Regions from separate parts of the Homo sapiens genome. Here region 2 is linked to region 1. A link is a loop called in an ENCODE intact Hi-C map of the cell type or tissue named here. Cell type or tissue: A673. All regions are shown on one strand. Links, peaks and the distances in the headings refer to the core of each region. The heading gives the core; the rest is flanking DNA. Region 1 overlaps LINC02603 (long intergenic non-protein coding RNA 2603). Region 2 has its middle 59 kb from the start of BARX1-DT.

Region 1 (9,526 bases), core at 947-8,946:
CACTCTGTCACATTTTTTGAAATCAGCTTTATTAGGGAATAATTGACATACAATAAATCACACATATTTAAAATGTACACATCCATGGAATCATCACTGGTCAAGATAGTAAACATATCTATCACCTCCAAAAGTTTCCCCGTACTCCTTTGTACACTTTCTCTCCTAGTCCACTGTTTCCAGACAATGACTTCTCTCTTTCCTTTCCTTGCCTTCCCTTCCCTTTCCCTTTCCCTTCCTTTCCTTTCCTGTCTCCTTTCTTTCTTTCCTTTCCTTTTTCCTTTCTTTCTTTCTTTTCTTTTTTGACAGAGTTTCACTCTTCTTGCCCAGGCTGGAGTGCAATGGCACAATCTTGGCTCACTGCAACCTCCACCTCCCAGGTTCAAGTGACTCTACTGTCTCAGTCTCCTGAGTAGCTGGGATTACAGGCACCTGCCACCATGCCTGGCTAACTTTTGTATTTTTAGTAGAGATGGGGTTGAGACAGGGTTTCACCATGTTAGTCAGGCTGGTCTCGAACTCCTGATCTCAGATGATCCACCCACCTCGGCCTCCCAAAGTGTTGAGATGACAGGTGTAAGTCACCACGCCTGGCCCCCTTCTCTGTTTTATATAACTGTTGATTAGTTGACATTTTCTAGTGTTTTGTATGAATGGAATAATATACACTGGGAAGTCGGGCTTCTTTTACCTATTGGAGTGGCTCAAATTAAAGACTAACCATATTTTGTATGTCAAGGATGTAGAAGATGTTTCCCAGCCTGTACTGAGATGTTTCTATGTTACTGCATGTATCAACAGTCTGTTATTGTTTTTACTTAGTAGTATTCCATTATATGGGTAGAGCACAGTCTATCCATTCACCATTACATGGACATTTGGATTGTTTTCAGTTTGCTGTTACAAACAAAGCTATGAGGAACATTTGTGTACAGGTATTATATAGAGATACATTTCATTTTGGGTAAATACCTAAGAGGAGAATGGCTGGATCATATGGTAATTATATGTTTAACTTATAAAGAAACTGCCTCAGTTTCCCAAAGTGGTTGTACCATTTTCAGTTCTCACCAATTGTATATCAGAGTTCTAGTTCCTCTACGTCCTTGACAACAAAAAATATGGTTAGTTTTTAATTTTAACCATTACAATAGGTGTTTACTGGTATCCCATTGTGGTTTTTATTTGCATTTCCCTAATAAATAATTGTATTGAGCTTTTATACACGTGCTTATTTGCCATCCAAATATCTTATTTGTTAAAATTTTGCTTACATCTTTTGTTTACTTTAAAAATAAGTTGTTAGTATTCTTGTTACTGTTAAACTATATAAAGAGTTCTTTCTATATTTGGGATATAAGTTCTTTATCAGATATCTGCTTTGCAAATATTTCTTTCCAGCCAATGGTTAGCCTTTTTCATTGTCTGCACAGTGTCTTTTGAAAATCAGAAGTTTTAATTTTGATGAAGACTAATTTATCAATTAGTTCTTTTATGGATCATGCTTTTGGTGTTTTATCTAAGAAACCTTTGCCTGGCCAGGCGTGGTAGCTCACGCCTGTAATCCCAGCATTTTGAGAGGCCAAGACTGATGGATCACCTTAGGTCAGAAGTTCCAGACCAGCCTGGCCAACATGGTGAAACGATGTCTCTACTAAAAATACAAAAAATTAGCCGGGCGTGGTGGCAGGCGCCTGTAGTCCCAGCTACTCGGAAGGCTGAGGCAGGAGAATGACGTGAACCTGGGGGAGGCGGAGCTTGCAGTGAGCCAAGATTGCGCCACGGCACTCCAGCCTGGGCGACAGAGCGAGACTCCGTCTCAAAAAAAAACAACAACAACAAAAAAGAAAAACAAGAACCTTTGTCTAACTTAAGGTCACAAAGATTTTCTCCTGTGTTTTGTACGTTTTGTATTGTTGTTTCTTAAACTTTTTATTTTAACATAACTGTAGATTAACATACAGCTGTGAAATAATACAGATAGATCACATATACCCTTTATGCATTTTTTCCAGTAGTAACATCTTGTATAACTGTAAGAACAGTATCACAACTAGGAAATTGACATTGATACAATCCTCCACTATTATTTAGATCTCAAGAGCTTTACATTTGTGTGTGTGTGTAGTTCTGTGTGATTTTGTCATATGTGTGGATTTATGTGACCAGCACCACAGTCAAGATATAAAACAGTTTTATCAGAAGGATCATTTATGCTAACCTTTTCTAGCCACAACTACCTTCCTTCCTTCCCTATCCCTAATCCCTGGTTACAATTAATCTGATATACATCTCCATGATTTTAGTATTTCAACAGTTTTATATAAATGGAATCATGTAGTACGTAACATTTTGTGGTTGGCTTTTTTCTCTTGGCATAATTATCCCCATTTTCCACTAAGCCTCCCCTTTTGTTTAAGCTGGGTAGAGTCTGGTAAACCTCATTGCAACCCCAAGTGTTCTGATTGATAGGGCAACGGGAAAAGCCTCAGGGAAACATTAGGCAGGAAATGGCACTGCCTTCTACAAGAAATGCCTTAGTTTCTTTACTTGCAAAATGGAGATAAAATTATGTGCCCTGTCTGCTTCACAAGTCTCTTGGGAGATTCTTCTGGAATAATGAATGTGAATGAGCTCTGTAAAATGTACATTGGCATGTACCTGTTATTACTAACGATAAAAGTTTTGTTTATTTGTACTGCCTCATTGTCTATGGAACCCAGGTCTTCTCCCCTTTGGTACTTCAACTTTCTGGTTTGGGCCCATCTTTTCTCACCTGGGGCTTTCTATGTGCTAGATAGCCTGACTCGGCACTTTAGGCATCTGTGCTATCCCTATCACAAATATGGTCTATGAATTCCTGACTCCAGCTCTTACTAGCTTTGTAGTGTTGGAGAAATAATATAACATCCCTAAATCTCAGTTTCTTTATTTGTAAACTGGAGATAAAAATAGTATATAACTCCATAAGGGTTGTTGTGAGAAATGCCATGCTTATGGTATGTGCCTGGCACACCGGAAGTTACTTGCCCAAGGCCACATGGTCAGTATACATCAGAGCTTGGCTAGAGTCCAAGTCTGTGATGCCAAAGATATCATTCAGGATCACTGAATTCTGTGGTCTTTCAATAGCTTACTTGAGTTTTCTGCCTCACCTTGGTTACATACTCCACAAGATGCCAAGAGAACTGAGTTACTTAAATAATTAAAAACAAAATAAAACAAAACACCATGCTTTTAAGGTCTCTCCCTTGTCCAAAGACCTTTGTTTGGTTATCAATGCCAGGGACTCTCTCTACCACTCCAGATTAATTATGCTAACATTCAAGCCTCCTAACAGTGCTAGACAAAACTTATGTGTCAAATATGCCTCACTGCTATGTTTAGCCCACGAGTGCCCTGGCTGTGCCTGGAATTCTGAGCACATACAAAGATGGAGAGGGCTATTGATAGATTGGGTGGTAGAGGGCATTTCCCAGGGGGAAAATAATGGGGGTGAAGACCAGGGGACAGGTAAGCATGATGGTGTATATGGGAAAAAGGAAACAGTCCATCTAACAGCATGTTGGGTACACAAAAAGGGGGAGTTGAAGATGAGACTGGAACATTAGCTGGACTGTGTAGGCCATGAGTGTGGGTCTAAGATGCCTACTTCCTGTTTAATAGGCAATTAGGAATCCTCGGACATGATGTCAGAGCTAAGGACATGGCCACCTGTGCCCCTGCAGGACATCTTGGCTCAGTTTTCACTCAGACTGTCTCAGGGTTTCCATAGTTAGTCTGGGGTAGACTCTCAGCACTCCCACCCCATGTCCTTCCCCTCATGGTCTCTGGGAGGCCCAGCCTCACTCACTATCAGAAGAGTGCTATCAGCAGTCTCATACCACTGAGATGCTGCAACCTGAAGACCAGAGAAAGCTTCTGGAATGCAACATGACCACAAGATCTCATTCTCTCCGCTTGTCTACATGGAAATCTCTATGCCTCATAGCTGTAAAATGGAGATAACAGCACCTGCTTTAGAGGAGTGCTATGTGGATTAAGTAAGATAATGTAAGAAGAGTGCATAGCATAGGCACTAATCTGCCCTGGCCTTCCCTCCAGCACATTCCATACACAGACTTGTCCAGTGTGTGGGCATCACCTGAGAAGTAGCCACTCAGTTTATGTCTTTCAGAAAACACAAACAATCCGTGGTCACAGAACAGAGATAACTGGTGATTCAGATTTCCAGTACATTAGAAGGCACCTGCGAAGGTACTTCCCTTCGCCTCCTGGGAGCCATCAGTGAGCTCTCCAGGAGAGCAGTATGATGCAGAGAAAGAAACAAAGGAGATGCAGATAGTCATGTTTCTCCTCATTCACGGGGTGAACTTGGGCAGCACCTCCCTTTCTCTGATCCTCAGTTGCTTTGTTGAAATAGGGTTGATGTGAGGGGCCAGTGAGATAATGCAGGTAAAGTGCTGCATGGTGGCCAGCACTATTAGCTCCTGATGGGGGCTGATTCTCCCACGTGGGTGCCTGTGAGACTCAACTAAGGGGAGGAGCAGTCAGGATGGTCAGAAGCTCCCTTGTTGCTTTCTAGGCCCTTGCTGTGACCCATCCCTCTGGGACTGGCTCTGTTGTAAGGGTAAAGAAGTTCTGTGACATCCATGTGCCATGTCACTTTCCACCTGGTAGCAGAGGCAGGCACATCAGCTCCTTGGCTCTGTGCTGGTTCTGCTGGAAGGTTTTATAAGAGCACACTGTCCAGTAGAAATGTAGTGTGAGCTGCATGTGTAAGTTTAAGTTTTCTGGTAATTACGTTAAAAAGAATAAAAAGCAGGTGAAAATAATTGTAATATATTTATTTTATTTAACCCAATAGAGGTTGAGTATTCCTAATCTGAAAGTCTAAAATTCAAAATGCACCAAAACCCAAAATGGGCATTGACATGATGCTCAAAGGATATGCTCACTGGAGCATTTCAGATTTTGGATATTGGGATTAGGATGCTCAACCAGTAAGTATAATGTTAATGTGTCAAGCCCCCCGCTCCCCACCCCCCGCAAAAAATCAGAAATTTGAAACATTTCTGGTCCCAAGCATAGAAAAGAGATACTCAACCCATATATTCAAAATATTATCATTATAATATGTAATCAATATTAAAACATTAATGAGTTTTTTTATATGAAGTCTTCAAAGTACCATGTGTGTCATAAACACATCATGGAAAATAGTCTTAATTAGGACAAGTCACATTTCAAGAACTCAAATAGCCATTACTATGTGGCGGCTGATAGCTTCCTCATTGGAGAGTTTATGGCTTAGACTCGGCTTCCTGGAAACAGAGCCATGCTGCCATCTGGTGGTTACTTTGTCAAATAACTCCTCAGGCATCCACCCTGGGCTGGCCCCGTCGAGGTCAATGAAGACAGAAGTTACATCCTTCCCGCCCTTCGGTGCCCTCAACCTAGAGTTCAGAGCAAAGGATGCAAAGTCCCGGAAGAGAAGCCTATCTACATGCCCTGAGATTTGAAAGTGAAAAGGCTGTAACATGAGGAAATCTTTCACAGATGTGGAGATGAGAAGGGGAAATCACCAGCTTGGGGTCATGTGATAAATTCGTAGCTGCCCTGAGGTGAGGACAGCCTTGGCCCAGCCACCAGAGTATCGTACCTAGACCGAGGCAATTGCCTAGAAAATATTGGGGATTTTTTCGTTGTTTTTTGTTTGTTTGTTTTTTTACAAAGTAATGAATCCATTCACGTTTCAAAATGCAAAAGCAGAGTTTCCCATCCCCACGAATCCTAACTACCCAGTTCCCCTTTAGTGAGGCATCACAGGTAATGCTGTGATAAGCTTGTACACTTTATTATTATTATTTTGAGACAGAGTCTTAAGGCTGGAGTGCAGTGGCGTTGATAGAGACAGGAGGCAGCCAAGGCACGCCCCCACCCTCGGACCCCCGACACCCACCTTTAAGGCTGAAAAACCAGACTGCCGGTCCAGATGAAGCCCGCCCTTTGCCCTACTGACTCTTTCTGAATACTGCCCACCTGCGAACTGGGAGGACTGGGTGGGGCCTCGGGAAGTTAACACCGTTTGTAGCAGGAGGGGCCTGGCCTCTGCTGTTCCTGTGTGGTAACCTGGGATTCAATCAGTCAGGTGGAGAGCCTGTTAGCAGGACTCCATCTCACTTTACTGAGTTGTTTTTCCTTTCTGCCCAATAAATTCCATTCCCCCTCACCCTTCAAAGTGTCTGTGAGCCTAATCGTTCCTGGTCGTGTGACAAGAACCTGGTTTGTCCTACAACAGCGTGATCACAGCTCACTGCAGCCTCGACCTCCTAAGCTCAAGGGATCCTCCCACCTCAGCCTCCTGGGTAGTTGGGATACAGGCATGAGCCACCACACGTGGCTAATTTTTGGTATTTTATGTAGAGACAGTTTCACCATGTTGCCTAGGCTACTCTCAAACTCCTGGGCTCAAGCAATCTCCCCTCCTTGGCCTCCCAAAATGTTGGGATTACAGGCATGAGCCACCATGCCCAGCCCCACATATTATTTTTACATGTGCAAGTATATCCATAGACTATACGGGTATACTATTCAAGAATAGTTTCTTGAAATGGAGTTGTTGGGCCCAAGGATATGTGCCTATGTAATTTTGATAGATAAAGAATATCTTTTTTAAAAATCAGCTTTTAAAGATACAATCTACATATAAAAATTCACTATTTTAAGTGTACAGTTTGACAAATGTGTATAGTTCTGTAACCACCACCACGATCATGATGTAGAACATTGCCATCACTCCAGGAAGTTCCCTAGTGGTCCTTAGCAGTTAATTTCCCCACTCCCACCTCAGCCTCTGACAACTACTGATCTGGATTCTGCCCTTATAATTATAGTGGCCTTTTCCAGAATATCATAGAAATGCAATAGAATGTAATCTTTTCTGTCTGGATATTTTCACTTTGCATATAGATCATGCAGTTCATCCATATTGTTGCATGTATGATGTATCAAAGTACAGCAGATCCTTGAATAATATTTTGTCGAACATTGTTTTACTATAATGTTGACGAGAAAAAAAAAATCAATTCCCTGCTGAGGCCACTGTCTGTGTGATGTTTGCACATTTTCCCCACGCCTGGATTGATTTTCTCTGAGTATTCCAGATTACTCCCACATCCCCAAAGATGTACACGCTAGGTTAATTGTTACATCTACATGGTCCCAGTGTGAGTGAGCTTGGGTGTATGAGTGTGGCTCAGGATGGGACGGCATCCTGTCTGGAGTTGGCTCCCGCCTTGCACTCTGAGCTGCTGGGATAGGTTCCAGCCACCTGCAACCCTGAACTGGAATAAGCAGGTTGGAAAGTGGATGAATGAGTGAATACAAATTATTGTTAAAAGAATTTCTGTAAAGTATATGATAATCCTACAATGCATGACATCAAAGAAAACAGTCTGAAAGCTCTCAGCAAGCCCTCTGTATTTGTGATTGTTTTTGAACTGCATGGTCGTAGGAGATGCTCCTGATAATTTTTGCTTTGCAAACATTTATTCTTTGATTCAATCCACCACCACTATGAACACTGTCACTTACTGATTCACCAAAAGTTGTGTAAATAATGATCTTACTTGTTTTTATTAATCTTTCTCAAATGTATGTATAGCTCACTTCTATTTCAATGTTTAATATTAGAAGTATTTGAAGTCTTTATTTAGATATTTCATGATGTTTTAATGACAGAAATATGCCATAGGAACTTAACTCTTATATACATCAATTAGCCTATGGTAAAATTGGTTTCATTATATGTCATTTCACTTAAAGTTGTTATTTCCAAGAACCTATTGATGTTAAGTGAGGACTTTCTGCAATACCTTTTTTAAATTGTTAAGTGATATCATATTCTATAGATATATCAGTTTATCTGTTTACCAGGTGATGGACATTTTGTTTCCAGTTTGGGATTTCTATGAATAAAGCTTCTATGAACATTCAAGTATTTTTTTTTCCCCCCGAGACGGAGTTTCGCCCTTTTTACCCAGCCTGGAGTGCAATGGCATAATCTTGGCTTACTGCAACCTCTGCCTCCTGGGTTCAGGCGATTCTCCTGCCTCAGCCTCCCTGGTAGCTGGGATTACAGGCATGCACTACCATGCCTGGCTAATTTTTGCATTTTTAGTAGAAACGGGGTTTCACCATGTTGGTCAGGCTGGTCTGGAACTCCTGACCTCAGGTGATCTGCCCGCCTCAGCCTCCCAAATTGCTGGGATTAAAGGCGTGAGACACTGCGCCCAGCCAAACATTTGTCTTTAAAGTTTCCTTTCTCCTGAGAAAATACCTAGAAGTGGAATTTCTGGGTCAAATGAGAAGTGAATGTTTAGCTTTGTAAGAAACTGCCAGAGGTTCCAAGATGGCCAAATAGGAACAGCTCCAGTCTACAGCTCCTAGTATGAGCGATGCAGAAGATGGGTGATTTCTGCATTTCCAACTGAGGTACTGGGTTCATCTCACTGCGGCTTTTTGGACAGTGGGTGCAGGACAGTGAGTGCAGCCCACGGAGTGTGAGCTGAAGCAGGGTGAGGCGTTGCCTCACCAAGGAAGCACAAGGGGTCAGGGAATTCCCTTTCCTAGCCAAGGGAAGCTGTGACAGACGGCACCTGGAAAAATTGGGACACTCCCACCCTAATACTTTGCTTTTCTAACGGTCTTAGAAAATGGCACACCAGGAGATTATATCCCGCACATGGCTTGGAGGGTCCCACGCCCACAGAGCCTCGCTTACTGCTAGCACAACAGTATGAGATCAAACTGCAAGGCAGCAATGAGGCTTGGGGAGGGGCACCTGCCATTGCTGAGGCTTGAGTAGGTAAACAAAGCGGCCGGGAAGCTCTAACTGGGTGCAGCCCACTGAAGCTCAAGGAGGCCTGCCTGCCTCTGTAGACTCCACCTCTGGGGGCAGGGCATAGCTGAACAAAAAGCAGCAGAAACTTCTGCAGACTTAAAAGTCCCTGTCTGACAGCTTTGAAGAGAGTAGTGGTTCTCCCAGCATGGAGTTTGAGATCTGAGAATGGACAGACTGCCTCCTCAAGTGGGTCCCTGACCCCCGAGTAGTCTAACTGGGAGGAACCTCCCAGTAGGGGTTGACCAACACCTCATACAGTCGGGTGCCCCTCTGAGATGAAGCTTCTAGAGGAACGATCAGACAGCAACATTTGCTGTTCTGCAGTATTTGCTGTTCTGCAGCCTCTGCTGGTGATACCCAGGCAAACAGGGTCTGGAGTGAGCCTCCAGCAAACTCCAACAGACCTGCAGCTGAGGGTCCTGACTGTTAGAAGGAAAACTAACAAACAGAAAGGACATACACACAAAAACCCCATCTGTATGTCACCATCATCAAAGACCAAAGGTAGATAAAACCACAAAGATGGGGAGAAACCAAAGCAGAAAAGCTGAAAATTCAAAAAATTAGAGCACCTCCTCTCCTCCAAAGGAACGCAGTTCCTTGCCAGCAATGGAGCAAAGC
Region 2 (9,526 bases), core at 532-8,531, 200 kb before region 1:
AAATGTTTAGAACAGGCCGGGCGCGGTGGCTTATACCTGTAATCCCAGCACTTTGGGAGGCCAAGGCAGGCAGATCACTTGAGGTCAGGAGTTTGAGACCAGCCTGGCCAACATGGTGAAACCCCGTCTCTACTAAAAATACAAAAATTATCAGGGCGTGATGGCAGGTGCCTGTAATCCCAGCTACTCGGAAGGCTGAGGCAGGAGAATCGCTTGAACGCGGGAGACCCAGGTTGCAGTGAGCCGAGATCATACCACTGCACTCTAGCCTGGGCAACAGAGCAAGACTCAGTCTCAAAAAAAAAAAAAATTAGAACAGCACCTGACACATTAAGGAATAAATAATTAGTTATCTGAATGCAATAAATGTAAAAAGACAAACAAAAGTCAAGAGAAGGACACCCACTAGCAAAGAAGGCACCAAATCCTTCTGTCTTCTCCTCTAAATGTGGGCACAAAGCAAGGGTGGGCAGAAATCCGTCTAGCTTTTCCATTTGAGTCCTATGCTGAGCTATCTGTTCTTAGTGTACCAGGGTTGAGGTGGTCATAGAAATTATTATAGTGTGCTTGGACTACTGTAACAAAATACCATGCACTAGGTGGCTTAAACAACAGAAATTTATTGTTTTCACAGCTCTGGAGTCTGGAAGTTGAAGATCAAGGCCCAGCTGCTTGGGTTCCTGGTAAGGGCTCTCTTCCTGGCTTGCAGTGGACACCTCACCATGTGCTGACATGGCCTTTCCTTGGTGCATGGGAGAGGGAGTGAGCAATCTCTCTCTTCCTCTTCTTTTCTTTTCTTTTTTTTTTTTTTTTTTTTTGACAGAGTCTCACTCTGTACCCCAGCCTGGAGTGCCGTGGTGCAATCTCGGCTCACTGCAACCTCCGCCTCCTGGGTTCAAGCGATTCTCCTGCCTCAGCCTCCTGAGTAGCTGGGATTACAGGCGCCCGCCACCATGCCCAGCTGATTTTTGTATTTTTAGTAGAGACGGGATTTTGCCATTTTGGCCAGGCTGGTCTCGAACTCCTGACCTCAGGTGATCCGACCACCTTGGCCTCTCAAAGTTCTGGGATTACAGGTGTGAGCCACCAGGCCCGGCCAGGAGAGGGAGTGAGCAGTCTCTCTCTTCCTCTTCTTATAAAGCCATCAATCCTGTCACATTAGGACTCCACCCTTATGACCTCATTTAATTACCTCCTAAAAGCCCCAACTCCAATACAGTCCCATAAGGGTTTAGGTCTTCACCATATGGATTGGGTAGGGAGAGGGCACAATTTAGCCCACAGGGCAAATCTGGGGGGAGATGTGAGTTCTTCTCAGTCTTTATGCCCCAACAGGCTTTCATGTTGCCAACTCAATCAGACCACTAAAATCTGTTCTCAGAGAAAAGTCCTCCCCTTCATTTTCTGTCCTGAATATACAATTTTCCCCAGGCCCCAAGCCACAGAGCCTGAAACATCAGGAAAAGTTTCTGTTCTTAGTGCTCTTATCCAACCTCTTTCATCTGACTATTTCAAAATGTCCTCACAGCCCTAATTAGGTAATGAATTAATCAACAAAGTTGCTGGTTAATTGGCTTTCATTTTTGGAAGTACTTCCAGAAATGTCAGGGGAAATGTCATTTTTCAAAGTTTAAAAATGCATTGCTCGGCCTGAAATGCTGTGCTACATGAAAAGATTTCCTGCTAGGCTAGATCAGAGTGAACCGGGGGAGGTGGAAGCGGGCAGGATGATTTCTCTGTTTCTGTGGCAGCCTGCCACAGTCTGGAGGGCACACCCTCTGCTTTCTCCTCTGATTCTGTTTCAGCAGGCTAGATGAAAAAGGGCACTGCATTTGAAGTCAGAAGACTGAGGCCACAGTCTCTGACCATAACCCAGCTCTGTCACTAATCAGTCACCCGGCCTTGGATGTCAATTCCCCCAGCCTTGCCTATAAAGTGGATGTTAATCTACCCCATCTAGCCTTTGAAAAAGAATTAAATGATTCTGTATGTCATCTATAAAATGGATACAAGTCTACCCAATCTATCCTTTTACAAGAATTAAATGATTATATATGTAAAAGAACTTTGTAAACTGCAAAATACAATTACACAGTCCTTTTCATAGTATGAGCACCTTTCTCAGGCTGGGGTAGAGAAGTTGAGGGAAGGCTTCATGGAAGAACTAATAACTAAGTTCAATCATGAAGGATGAGGAAGGGAAAGCAGGGACATTCTGGGCCAAGAGAGCAGCATGGCAACAGTGAGAGAGGGCCTGGCACATCTGACAAAGTGCCTGAAGTTTGCATAGCTAGGTTTAAAAATTAAGGGAAATGGAGTGGGAGGAAGGATGCTAGAGAGAGAGGGTGAAGCACTTTGCACACCATCCTAAGGAGTGTGGACTTTTCACAGACGTGGGAAACAATGAAAGCATTTAAAGAGGCAGTGCCATGATCAGATTTGTATTTAGAAAGCTCACTTGGTGGAGAGCAGTATAGAAGATGGATTGGAAGCAGTCTAGACTAGACAGAGAGATCACTCAGGGAGCAGGTGCAGTAACCCTGTTGAGGATCTAGGGAGGGCAACTGTAACAGAAGTGGAGAAGAAGAGTTAATTAGTTAATTAATCCAAGTGGTTCTGAGGAGTTGGAATCCATAAGACAGATAGCTGGTAAGCATGGAGACAAAGGAAAAGATCAAAATTGGCTCCCCAGTTTCCAGTTTGGGCTAACAGATAAATGGTGGTGGTTACATTCACTTGGCTAGGAGCAGTTAGGAGGAAAAAGACTAAATCAAGTTTTAGAAGGTTAAGTCTGTGGGATAAGAAGTAGAGGTGTCTAATGACTGTTAAATATAGGGTTCTGGAGCACAGGAGAGAGATCTGAAATGGATAAATATAAGATAAATATAAGACAAAATTAGGTTTTAGAATCACATTACTGACTAATAGCTAGTATGAAAGATACTCTAGATCCAGCTATTTTCAAACTCTGCATCCATTTTCCACAGAACTTTTTTAAAAGGAAGTCAAACTGGAACTCCAATATCTGAAATATATTTTAAAAGTTCTTTAGATGGTTTAAATCTTCATCTTGCATGGACCATGGTTTTAAAGCCCTCAGATTCGTAACGATCTGAGAATATTGCTGCCTAGATATACTTTTCCAGGATAGAGAAGCCTCAGTAACATGGCCAGTATCACATAACATTTAGTCAAGAATTGCCCTCCATATCCAATGTAAATTTCTTTTGTCTACTTAAGCCCATTGTTTTAGGCTCTGATCTTCATTGGAAACAGATTAATTTCTTGTTGTCAGCTTACACAATAGTTTACAACTTTAAACCTGTGATTTTTGACTATTACAAACATACGGATGAAAAATTTTAAATGCAGTTGTTCAGATGTTTCCAAATTTCAACTGATAACATTGACATTATTTATGCCCATGCCCCTAGAACAGGGACTAAAAAAATAGTTAAAATTGCCCAGAAGGCCCTGTGTGGTCTGAGCCTGGCCTACCTGTTCAACCTAATTGCACGGCCTTCTCCCTCTTGCTCACTCTTCTGCTACAGTGGGCTTCTTTTTATTTCTGGGAGGCCCTGGCCCTTATTTTCACTGTTGTTTTTTTTTTAAATAATGACTGCAAATAAGCTGATATACAAATTAAGCCCTTATTTTCACCGGTTTTTTAATAATGACTGTAAATAAGCTGATATACAAATTAAGATCAAGGGCAGAAATGAGGTCACTTCCTTCCTCTTAGCTGTTAGTTTCTTCATCTATAAAATAAGAAGGTTGAACTAGATTGGGGTTAAACTCCAAGGTTGGGATCCCTGAATTTTGGGTGTAGGGAGCTCAGCGATATGAATGGGGGTTAGTAAGCTTACTAAAACCAAACTTTTGCCCATGAGAAGGCTAGAAAAGGAATAAACATTTACTAAGTACCCTCTTAACAGCTCATTTTTCCTCACAGTTACTTAAAAGTAGATGTTGTTATATTTATTTTATCATTTCCATTTTCAGATGAGGAAATGATCCCACAGAGAGGCAAGATAGCTTTATTAAGGCAGAGTTAGAGTTTACAAGGCCAAATAAAACACAAAAACAAATTTCTTTGCTTTTATATAGAATTATATCAACTTAATAATGTAACCAAGATAATCAAGTTAGAGAAAAAAAAAGAAAAAAAGGAAAAGGAAGTGTATCGGGCATGGCCTGGTGGTTCATGCCTGTAATCCCAGCACTTTGGCAGACAGAGGTGGGAGGATTGCTGGAGCTCAGGATTTCAAGACCAGCTGGGCAATATAGCAAGACCCCATCTCTACAAAAGATTTTTTTTAAATTAGCCAGGCGTGGTGACGTGTGCTGCAGTCCCAGCTACTCAGGAGGCTGAAGTGAGAAGATCACCTGAGCCTGGAAAGTTGAGGCTGCAGTGAGCCATGATCATGCCACTGCACTCCAGCCTGGTGACAGAGTGAGACCATCTCTCAAAAAACAAACAAAAACCAGTGTATCTTTGTTTGACAGAAATCTTTCAAAATATGGGCGCATGTGGGAAGCAGATAATCAGTGGTGTCCCTCTGAACAAAACTTGGAAACCAATGGAATAGTCCTTTTCTAAAGCAAAGACCTCCAGCTCAAAAAGTACCAGGAATCTAAGGAAACCTGTTGACACAGTATGGTCATTGACAGGTAACTGCCACAAGAGGGCAAAATTCTCAGGAAAAGGAATGATGTTGATCCAAGTCTGAAATCTCACTTTTGCCTTTTCCACTTAGAATATCCTTTTTCTTTTAGATATTGTCTTGATTTTTCAATTTAATAAGAGCTAACTTATAAGAGTGTGGTTATTTCTTTGGCCTGAAATCTCTCCCACCCTTTCCTCCCTCCCTCCCCCTGTTAACTCACATTCATATTCAGTTGTCACCTAAGATATTATTTCCTTAGAGAACCTCACCTCCCTGGACTAGGTTTGTTCCCTGTGCACTCACTCCCAGAGCATCTTGCCCTTAGCCATCAAAATACTTTACACTCTTGAAGTTTCTAACTTCTAGATTTTAAGCTTCATATAAGGGCAAGGGACCATGTTGATCTTTTTTGCAGTTCAAACCTAGAGGCCAGCCCAGTGTTTGAGTCACAGTGGGTATTCAATAAACCTTTGGTCAATGAATAAATTAATGGTAGATTTTAGGGGGAAAACATCTTCCCACCAAAAATAAGCAGATAAACCTGCAGCTACCAACTGTCTATCTTATCTGGTCTTTTATTCTGTATAACGGTGGGAGATTAGCAATGCATATGAACTACTTAATAATTCTTTAGTGTCACACTATTTTCCATAATTGTTAATGTAATTTAACCATCAGCTCATGGAGCAGTCAACTACAGTAATAATAACTGAGTGGTAATAATCTCTGGTGGCTCATAGAACAGCTCGGTCCTTGTGTGAAGAGGGGATTTCCTCCCGGCAGCTGCCCTCTGGCAGCTGAATGACTTCTCTCCAGTATCAGGGGTGTCAACTGTGGCATTCTCCTGAAGTGTGCTGTAGCTGCTCCATGCTTTCCAGCCATTCGGGTTTGGTGTGTGCAAAAAGCCTGAACACAATCCATCAGGAAGCTCTGAATAGGATCCCTGCTCCTTTTTTGTGTGCTCATTTCAATTTATCTCCAATTAAATTTAATTAGACATTGAGCACCTGCTGTGTGCAGGAAACCGTGCTGAGTGTTTTAGGTGATATTGAGAAGTGAAAGGAAGTTTGCAATCCAGTAATTGTTATTTCAGCCTTGTGATTCTGTAATTCACATTAAGGTTATATTTTGGACAAGTGAGTCTTCAGGAGAGCCTAATAGGATCCTGTGTTAGGTGGCAGGTGGGAGCAGGGTTAAGTTCTGAAGTCATTGGGAAGAATATATTCAGTATATTCTTATTGATTTTTATCATTTTAACTACAGAAAGTAAAGCTCAACAAAACTATCCTTCGGGGGGATAAGCACTAGATTAAAGGATTAGTAAATATTGATTACATGGATTTAAAATTAGCAGGAGCCAGGCGCAGTGGGTCACGCCTGTAATCCCAGCACTTTGGGAGGCAAAGGCGGGCAGATCACTTGAGGTCAGGAGTTAGAGACCAGCCTGGCCAACGTGGTAAAATCCCGTCTCTACTAAAAATACAAAAATTAGCTGGGCTTGGTGGCAGGCGCCTGTAGTCCCAGCTACTTGGGAGGCTAAGGCAGGAGAATTGCTTGAACCCAGGAGGCGGAAGTTGCAGTCAGCTGAGAGGGCGCCACTGTACTCCAGCCTGGGTGACACAGTGAGACTCAGTCTCAAAAAAATAAATACATAAATATATAAAATAAAATAAAATAAAATAAAATAAAATAAAGTAAGCGAGGTTATATCAGAGTGATGCTCAACGTGTTCAGCATAGAGGTATCCTGTTTACAAAATCCTCTCTCCAGCTTCACCACTCCAAATACTCCAGCAATAATCTATTTGCTAACAGTTCCCATTTACTCAATGCCTGCCCTGGGCTTTAGAATCAGCAGGTATAACCGACACGGTCAGTCTCACTCATGTCCCATGCCTTCCTTTATGCTGCTACCTCTATTTGGGCTGTTCCAGCACCAATAGCCTGGCAAACCACTTAGCTTTAAAATCCAGCCCAAGCTTTACATCCTTCAACCAAGACTCCCTCCCTCCTCTGGGACTTTACTTTGTAGTCACTGCTTATTCATATGGACACCAATGCTCAGCCTCCCTACCCAGAGTGTAAGGGCAGGCACCTTGCATTATTCCTGTGGTACCTCCGAGCTCTAGCACAGGGCCTCAGGACGTTGAAGAGCCTCATTCCCTCCATGTGCTCCCTGAGTTTTCCACAGATGAGCTGATGGCCTTCGAATCAGGAGTCACAAACTCTATCTTCCCAACATATCCATAGTATGGCCCTAAAATACAGATTACTTTTCATGAGAAACTGTTTTAAGAATCTTAAGAGTCATCTGAGCTGGAAAGAACCTTAAAGATCACATCTAATCCTCTTTCAAGTGAAAATTAAGACCAGAAAAGTTCAAAGACTTGTCTCAAGTCCCAAGATCTCACCAAAAAAGCAGGGTGTGTTAGTTTTCTATTGCTTCATAACACATCACCACAAACTTAGAGGTGAACAACTATATTCATTCATTAGCTCACAGTTCTGTAGCTTCTGAGTCCAGCATGGCCTGGCTGGGTTCTCTGTTCAGGCTCTCACAAAGGTGAAGCAAGGTGTCAGCCAGGCTGAGTTCTAGTCTGGAGGCTCTGGGAAAGACCTGCCTAAGCCCTTTCTTGTGGGCAGGTTCAGTTCCTTCCAGTTGCAGGACAAAGGTCCCATTTCGTTCCTGGCCATTGGCTGTGAACTGCTCTCAGCTCCTCACGTCTCCTCCATCAAAGTAAAAACATTGCAGCAAGCCCTGCCCATTCTTTTAATCTCTCTGACTTCTGCCACTGCTACTGGCCATAATGAACTCTCTGGTTTTAAAAGTCTCATGTGATTAGACCAGGCCCACCTGTATACTCTCTTAACATCGGCTGTGCCATATAATATTTACTGCCATGTAATCATTGCAGTAAAAGCAATCAAATTCACACTCCTAAGGATTATATAGAATGTGTACATGGGGATGGCAAGGAGGGAAATCTTAGAAGACACAGACTCCTGCCTACCATGCAAGGATTTGGGAATCATACAGACATGGATTTGATAGCAACGTTACCACTTAACATCTCTGATTTCACTGAGCCTATGTTTCTTCCTCTGCAGAACGAGAATACCCCACATGCCTATACATGCCTTTTGTAAGGGTTAAAGAGAAAATGGATACAAAAGTGACTTTCTGTTTTTTGTTTTTTGTTTTTTTGAGATGGAGCCTCTCTCCATCACCCAGGCTGGAGTGCAGTGGCACGATCTTGGCTCACTGCAACCTCTGCCTCCTGGGTTCGAGTGATTCTCCTGCCTCAGCCTCCTGAGTAGCTAGGATTACAGGCGCGCACCACCATGCCCAGCTAATTTTTGTATTTTTAGTAGAGACGGGGTTTTACCATGTTGGCCAGGCTAGTCTTGAACTCCTGACCTCAGGTGATCCGCCCGCCTCGGCCTCCCAAAGTGCTGGGATTACAGGCATGAGCCACCGCGCCCAGTCTGAAAGTGTTTTTAAGGTATAAGGCACTACCTGGCAGGGTCTAATTGAAGTATTGTGCACAAGTATACGGCATCCCCTAGAAAAAAAGATCCTTAAGGTTAGAGGCTTAAGGACGTGACAAAATCAGGGTCTGAGTGAGCCTTACTATCTTTTAGTGACAATAAGATGGAAGTTTAGAGCACCAAGAAACAGATGGTAGATAAAGTATTTCAAATGGCCATTTATTTCCTATCTAAGGCAATGCAAAGCCACATTCAGATATATCTGGACTGCTTCTGACCCTCCACTGAAGGTGGGATTCTTCTTCAATCTGTGGGACAGTCCTGGATCTCCATGCTGACATGGTTCATCTAGTACAGTTGGGACCTAACTCAGATGACTGTCCTACAGATTAAAGCAAGGCACTACAGAGGTGACCAGGCAAGTGTTTCAGCAAGGAGCACAGCCTGTCCACCCCTCCCTGCTTCTGAACATTAGGGCAGAAATTGTGAGTTATGGTAACAACTCTCTAAATTTAGAACACTGAAGGGCAAGATTCTCTATTGTCTGAAAAAAACCACTGAAAGCAAGCCAACATAAGCATCTGTAGGAGCTCCATTTTTCTCTTCCTTCAGTGTGGCTTAGTTTCTGAGAAAGGAGCACACAGACCTTGTGCAACTTGCTTAAGAATGATGATTATAGTACATGAACTGTTTCCTTCTTAAGCAGAAGAAATCACTATGTGATAGTCTCCTTCAACGCTTCGTTGCTAAATACACACGGCCTGGCACATAACAGATATTTCAAAAAGCATCTGCAGAATGAATAAATGAAACGAACCAACCAACCAGTGAGCTGGAACCCAGTTCTCTTCACTTCTTATCCAACACTTTCTAGTATGCAATTCTGTTTCCCACTATACTAGCCTGGTGTCTGCCTTCTGAACAGAATTAATAAGCAAGTAGTGAGACTCTAGCTAAACTTAAATGTGCTAGCTCCAACAGTCCCTAGAAATTCTAAGCCAGGCTGTCAATTTGAAATTGTCTCTAGACAATAGCTGTGTAGCTGAGGAAGTGAGCAGCAGCACACTGACCATCTGCTCCTTCTTCTCTGGGGAGCTGAGCTGAAGGAATTCACAGAGGTTAATGAGCCCTCTCTGGCTCGTGTAGTCTTGCACAATCTGTGGGTCTGGGTCTCTTCCATTTTAGAAGATAAACACACACTTGAAATGCCTCGGGTGTGCACATGCCTATACAATGATTAGAGCTCTCTTGCCAAAGTGATATGTGAACTTTTTAGAAGCCATAAAGGAATACTGGAAAACTACTCGGCCTTCGTAGTCAGACAGGCCTTTGTAGTTCAGGGTTACAGCCCTTCATTTCTCCACTTATTAA

The links. Peaks named below come from ENCODE experiments on the same cell type or tissue, not always from the same donor. Only the 100,000 strongest peaks of a DNase experiment are listed, where the experiment ranks them.
Region 2: a loop joins it to region 1, with 6 times the contacts of the local background. A loop is called at or near these places in 60 of 110 quality-filtered maps.

The regions. Positions count from the first base shown.
Region 1 is chr9:94,208,339-94,217,864 of GRCh38, forward strand. All of the region lies in intron 1 of LINC02603 (long intergenic non-protein coding RNA 2603), which reads right to left. Among named protein-coding and RNA genes, the nearest start is that of MIRLET7D, 34 kb to the left of the region's middle. RefSeq lists an enhancer at 4,061-4,623. In A673, for the core only: a CTCF peak has its summit at 5,355 (motif pointing left); DNase peaks (open chromatin) are centred at 2,473 and 5,343; H3K27me3 peaks cover 417 bases.
Region 2 is chr9:94,009,580-94,019,105 of GRCh38, forward strand. No RefSeq gene overlaps it. Among named protein-coding and RNA genes, the nearest start is that of BARX1-DT, 59 kb to the left of the region's middle. In A673, for the core only: a CTCF peak has its summit at 4,681 (motif pointing right); DNase peaks (open chromatin) are centred at 4,692 and 5,592.